Linked DNA regions of Homo sapiens: region 2 is linked to region 1. A link is an interaction called in ENCODE POLR2A ChIA-PET data of the cell type or tissue named here. Cell type or tissue: Panc1. All regions are shown on one strand. Links, peaks and the distances in the headings refer to the core of each region. The heading gives the core; the rest is flanking DNA.

What was found. Peaks named below come from ENCODE experiments on the same cell type or tissue, not always from the same donor. Only the 100,000 strongest peaks of a DNase experiment are listed, where the experiment ranks them.
Region 2: POLR2A ChIA-PET joins it to region 1 with 11 read pairs; 4 of 35 experiments call an interaction of 5 or more read pairs at or near these places.

The regions. Positions count from the first base shown.
Region 1 is chr19:39,311,449-39,314,357 of GRCh38, forward strand. LRFN1 (leucine rich repeat and fibronectin type III domain containing 1) reads right to left here. Exons shown (of 5, transcript NM_020862.2): 4 at 2,483-2,909. Among named protein-coding and RNA genes, the nearest start is that of LRFN1, 8.0 kb to the right of the region's middle. In Panc1, for the core only: no CTCF peak of the experiment used is centred there; no DNase peak of the experiment used is centred there.
Region 2 is chr19:39,069,537-39,072,445 of GRCh38, forward strand. No RefSeq gene overlaps it. Among named protein-coding and RNA genes, the nearest start is that of ACP7, 13 kb to the right of the region's middle. In Panc1, for the core only: no CTCF peak of the experiment used is centred there; no DNase peak of the experiment used is centred there; H3K27ac peaks cover 905 bases.

The DNA of each region.
Region 1 (2,909 bases), core at 303-2,802:
AGAGAAGTGGAGAGTCACAGAAGCTCAGAATTATTTACAGAAATATATTATCCATCTCCCTTCCAAGCAGTGGGTGCCCAACAAATGTGTGTCAGTGTATAAAGGACAGCTTTGCTACTTTCTGTGTGACCTTGGGCAAGTGACATCCCCCACTGAACCTCAGTTTTTCTGTCTTTGAAATGGAGAGGGGGTCATCACGCCTTCATAGCGGAGCTGGGAAGATCAAGCTTGGAAGTTCGTTGTGAAGGTTTGTGTTTTGTTCATTTGTTTGTCCTCATGTTTGTAAGGCTGGGCCAGGATCTAACCTATCTCAGTAGGCCCAGGGCCCAACACAAGATGGGCACACAGTAGGCATCTACTCAGTGTTTGGGACCAGAATCAAAAAGAGAGGGAAATGAGGAAGACAGAGACAAAAGAAAAGGGAGGCTTTTTTTTTTTTTTTTTTTTTTTCCAGAGGGAGTCTCGCTCTGTCACCCAATGGCGCAATCTCCGCTCACTGCAACCTCCGCCTCCCAGGTTCAAGCGATTCTCCTGCCTCAGCCTCCTGAGTAGCTGGGATTACAGGCACGTGCCACCACATCTGCCTAATTTTTGTATTTTCCGTAGAGACAGGGTTTCACCATGTTGGCCAGGCTGGTCTTGAACTCCTGACCTCAAGTGATCCGCCCGCCTCAGCCTCCCAAAATGCTGGGATTATAGGCATGAGCCATCGCGCCCGGCCAAGAGGCATTTTTTTCATTCAACCAACACTGGGAAAGCACCTACTATGTGCCACACCTATGGCCAAGAAAACACTGGAAAGGCAGAGATGGAGGCCAAGAGGCAGGTTTCTCGGTGAAGATCTGACAGCCAGGAGCTGGGGCTCTCCACAGGTAGGGAAACAGCTCCAGCCCCGCTGGCATCTCCAGGTGAAGCCAAGCAGATGACTGAAGCATTTAACTGGTGCTCTACAATGTGCATGAGGGAGGCAGAGCTAGAAGGAGAGACATCCATGTGGCAAACTACCATTTATCAAGTGCCTACTGTGTGACAATTCTGTGGCAGAGAGCCATACTAAAAAACTACCAAGATGGGCCAGGTGCAGCGGCTCACACCTGTAATCCCAGCACTTTGGGAGGCCAAGGCAGGAGGATCACTTCAGCCCAGGAGTTCAAGACCTGTCTGGGCAATATAGCAAGACCTCATCTCTACTAAAAATTTTTTTAAATTAGCCCAGTGTGGTGGTGCACACCTATAGTCCCAGCTACTCTCAGGAGGTAGGAGGATTGCTTGGAGCCCAAAAGTTTGAGGCTGCAGTGAGCTATGATCATACCACTGCACTCCAGCCTGGGGTGACAGAGCAAGACCCTGCCAAAAAAAAAAAAGAAAAAGAAAAAAAAAAACTACTGAGATGGAGAGACATGGCAAGGCCAGGACTGCAACTCATAGTGTACTATGGACCACGACCTACTGGGCTATAAGCTCCCTGAGGACAGGGTCTGGGTGGTTTCCCTGTGTCCCCAGCACCCAGCTCAGGAGTTTGCACAAAGCAGGGGCTCTGTGCCTAACGAGGGCAGAGAAGGTAGAGACAGACAGAGAGGTGAAAGGAGAAATAAGGAGGCGATGGGAGAAAATAACTCTTTTTTTAAAATGTCTGTTGACACCGTATGGTCTGTCCCCACCAGGGCAATGGCTTCAAACCCAAGTGAGGGTGGAAATAACATATTTTTCTCATACGTTTTGTTTTCTGTTTCTGTAATGTACCCAATGTGTTGGTTCAGTAGTACTGGTATATAATTTATAAATATAAATGTCGCTGTAGGCTAGGCACGGTGGCTCACACCTGTAATCCCAGCAATTTAGGAGGCCAAGGCAGGCGGATCACTTGAGGTCAGGAGTTCAAGACCAGCCTGCCCAACATGGTAAAATCCTGTCTCTACTAAAAATACAAAACTTAGCTGGGTGTGTTGGTGGGTATCTGTAATCCCAGCTACTTGGGAGGCTGAGGGACGAGATTCGCTTGAACCCGGGAGGCGGAGGGTTTCAGTGAGCTGAGTTCGTGCCACTGCACTCCAGCCTGGGCAATAGAGTAAGGCTCAGTCTCAAAACAAACAAATAAATAAATGTCACTGTAAATGTGTGTGTGTGTTTCATGCTCCAAAATGTTTAACTGAAGAGGTGCACAATCAGATTGTTGTGGGGAGCAGTGATATCGACCATGAGCCCCATGAGGGCAGGGTTCATGCTGAGCTCAGTCACTGTTAGGACTCCAGTGCCCAGCCCTGGTCGGGTTCATGTAGGTGCTCAGCGAATATTTTCTATAAGCACGAAAAACAGAGACAGTGAGAAATAGAGAGAGGAGACAGGGCAAAGGAGGGCGGGAACAGCTCTCACAGCCATCTAGAACCCTGGCTGAGCAAGAAGGCCAAGGGAATGGGCAGGTGGGAGGGAGGGTCCCCCTGGGCTTGGGAGGAGGCCCTGGGACTGCAGCACCCGCACCCACCTGTAGACGAGGGAGTCATCAACGGAACTGTTGTACTGAACCTGGTACATGCGTATTCCGGGCACAGGCCTCTGGGCTGGCCAGCGGATGAGCACGGAGTTCGAGGTGAGCTCGGCTGCCACGAGCCGACGCTCAGCCGCAGAATCGTTGGCACCTGGTCTGCCCGGCGTGGCGATGTCAGAGGAGCCGGGCTCGGTGAGAGGCGGCGGGGCAGCCGGCGGGGGTGCCATCAGAGGCAGAGGTACCACGCACACCTCCACGGGCGCCGTCGCTTCCCCAGCAGCATTGGAGGCGATACAAGTGAAGGTGCCACTGTCCCTCAAGGTGGTGATGGTCACATCCAGCGTCCCGTCCCCCCGGACCCGGGTCCGGCTGGAGTTCCCCAGCAGCCGCCCATCAGGTGCCACCCAGTGCACCACCGGCTCGG
Region 2 (2,909 bases), core at 269-2,768, 240 kb before region 1:
ACCCCATCTCTCCTAAAAATACAAAAATTATTTGGGCATGGTGGTGTGTGCCTGTGATACCAGCTACTCGGGAGGCTGAGGCAGGAGAATCGCTTAAACCTGGGAGGCGGAGGTTGCAGTGAGCCGAGATCGCGCCACTGCACTCCAGCCTGGGCGACAGAGCAAGACTCCATCTCACAAAAAAAAAAAGAAGAAAAGCTTCAGGATGCACTCAACTGAAATGAGAGCACCACCAAGAAAAAGGGGAGCACTGAGATCCAGGACACAGGGGACCTGACATAGGAGAGAAGTGAAGAGGCACCTCAGGATGGCAGTAAAGGAGGTCCCAGCATGGCAGCAGGGCACCACAGTCTGAGGGCAGGCCGGGTATGGTGTTGTGTGCCTGTGATCCCAGCTACTGGGGAGGCCGTGGCAAGAGGATCACTTCAACCCAGGAGCTCGAGGCTGCAGTGAGCCATGATCATGCCACTGCACTCTAGCCTGGGTGACAGACAGAGACCCTTTCTCTAATATAGACATAAAAATATTATATAAAAATAAATATATAATATTTCTATTATATAAAAATTATTTCTACATATTTCTATAATTATATAATATACAAATTATTTATTTATTTATATTATATAAAAATAAAATAGAAAAGGTTAGAGGGCAACAAGTCCAGATAGGACCGTGTGACTCATGAGGCCAATGTGGGGGCAATCATCGCCAGCATGCCAACTGCCATTGTACTGTTTTTTTTGTTTTTTGGTTTTTTTTGAGACAGTGTCTCACTCTGTTGCCCACGCTGGAGTGCAGTGGTATAATGATCTCAGCTCACTGCAGCCTTGACCTCCTGGGCTCAAATGATCGTCCCACCTCAGCCTCCCAAGTAGCTGGGATGACAGGTGCACACCACCACACCTGGCTAGTTTTTGTATTTTTTTGTAGAGACGGGGTTTCACCGTGTCACCCAGGCTGATCTCGAACTCCTGAGCTCAAGCAATCTGCCCACCTTGCACTGTGGCCTCCCAAAGTGCTGAGATTGCAGCTTGAGCCACTGCACCCGGCCTTTGTTTTGTTTTTTAAGTTGAGGAGAGTATGGCTGGGTGAACATGAACCACATTCTTCCTTTCTTTTTAACCAGAGACAGGGTCTCACTACATCACCCAAGCTGCTCTTGAACTCCTGGGCTCAAGAGATCCTCCCACCTCAGCCTCCCAAAGTGCTGGGAGCCACCACACCCGGCTCACATTCCTGTCTATACTTGACTTGCCTTGACCATGGCAGAGAGCCTGTTCTCCCTGCGAGACCTGCCATGGACCATGGCAGAGAGCCTGTTCTCCCTGAGTGACCTGCCATGGACCCAGGGGTATACTCGTTTCCCTCTAGTAACTGTGCTGCTGGGCCCACGCCTGAGAGCCTGTGGAGGGCTGGGGTGTTCCTGGAGGTAGGATACACAGAGCTGACCACACTCCTGCTGACCATGCACAGCGTGACCCACGCTTCAGCCCTGACAGATCCCCCAGTTGGTGGTGAGTCATGTGCCCTCTAGGACTCAACTCCTGTTCTCACCCACTGAACTCACGAGGAAGGATTAGTGTAGACCCTCAGGGAAGATCACACCAGATTTGATCTTGATATGACCCAGCTCATCCTTCACACAGCAGGGGCCAGGCTGCCCTTTCCTCACACAGAAGGATGAGCCTTGCTCTCCAGTGGGTTTTTATTTATTTATTTACAGACAGGATCTACCAAGGCTGGAGTGCAGTGGTGAGATCTTGGCTCACTGCAACCTCTGCCTCCCTCCCAGGCTCAAGTGATCCTCCCATCTCAGCTTTCTGAATAGCTGGGACCACGGGCACACACCACCACACCTGGCTAATTTTTGTATTTTTTGTAGAGACGAGGTTTAGCCATGTTGGCCAGGCTGGTCTCAAACTCCTGGGCTCAAGCGATCGGCCCGCCTCGGCCTCCCAAAGTGCTGGGATTACAGGCGTGAGCCACTGCGTCCAGCCTAATAAGATATTTTTTAAGGCAATTTTTTGGGGGGGACAGGGTCTTGCTCCGTTGCCCAGGCTGGAGTGCAGTGGCATGATCACAGCTCACTGCAGTCTCCTGGGATCAAGTGATCCTCTCACCTCAGCCTCCCGAGCACACCCCCGTAGGACTTTAAAATCTTCCAACACTCCTCAATGTGACTACAGTGGAAAATGGTGTACCCAACAATGGTACAATAAATAGTTGGGGCCAGGCATGGTGGCTCACACCTGTAATCCCAGCACTTTGGGAGGCCGAGGTGGGCAGATCATTTGAGGTCAGGAGTTCAAGAGCAGCCTGGCCAACATGGTAAAACCCTGTCTCTACTAAAAAAAAAAAAAAAAAAAGTCCGGGTGCAGTGGCTCACGCCTGTAATCCCAGCACTTTGGGAGGCCGAGGCAGGTGGTTCACGAGGTCAGGAGATCGAGACCATCCTGGCTAACAAGGTGAAACCCCGTCTCTACTAAAAAATACAAAAAAAAATTAGCCGGGCATGGTGGCGGGCACCTGTAGGCCCAGCTACTTGGGAGGCTGAGGCAGCAGAATGGCATGAACCCGGGAGGTGGAGCTTGCAGTGAGCCGTAATCGCGCCACTGCACTCCAGCCTGGGCAACAGAGTGAGACTCCGTCTCAAAAAACAAAAAACAAAAATTATCCAGGCATGGTGTCATGTGCCTGTATTCCCAGCTACTTGGAAGGCTGAGGCAGGAGAATCACTTGAACCCAAGTAGCAGAGGTTGCAGTGAGCCAAGATCACACCACTGTGCTCCAGCCTAGGCGACAGAGCAAGACTCTGTCAAAAAAAAAAAAATAATAATAAAATAAAAATAAATAAATAGTTGGGCCAATATTTATAAGAGCTCATGTTTGTTTGAGGGTTTAGTCTG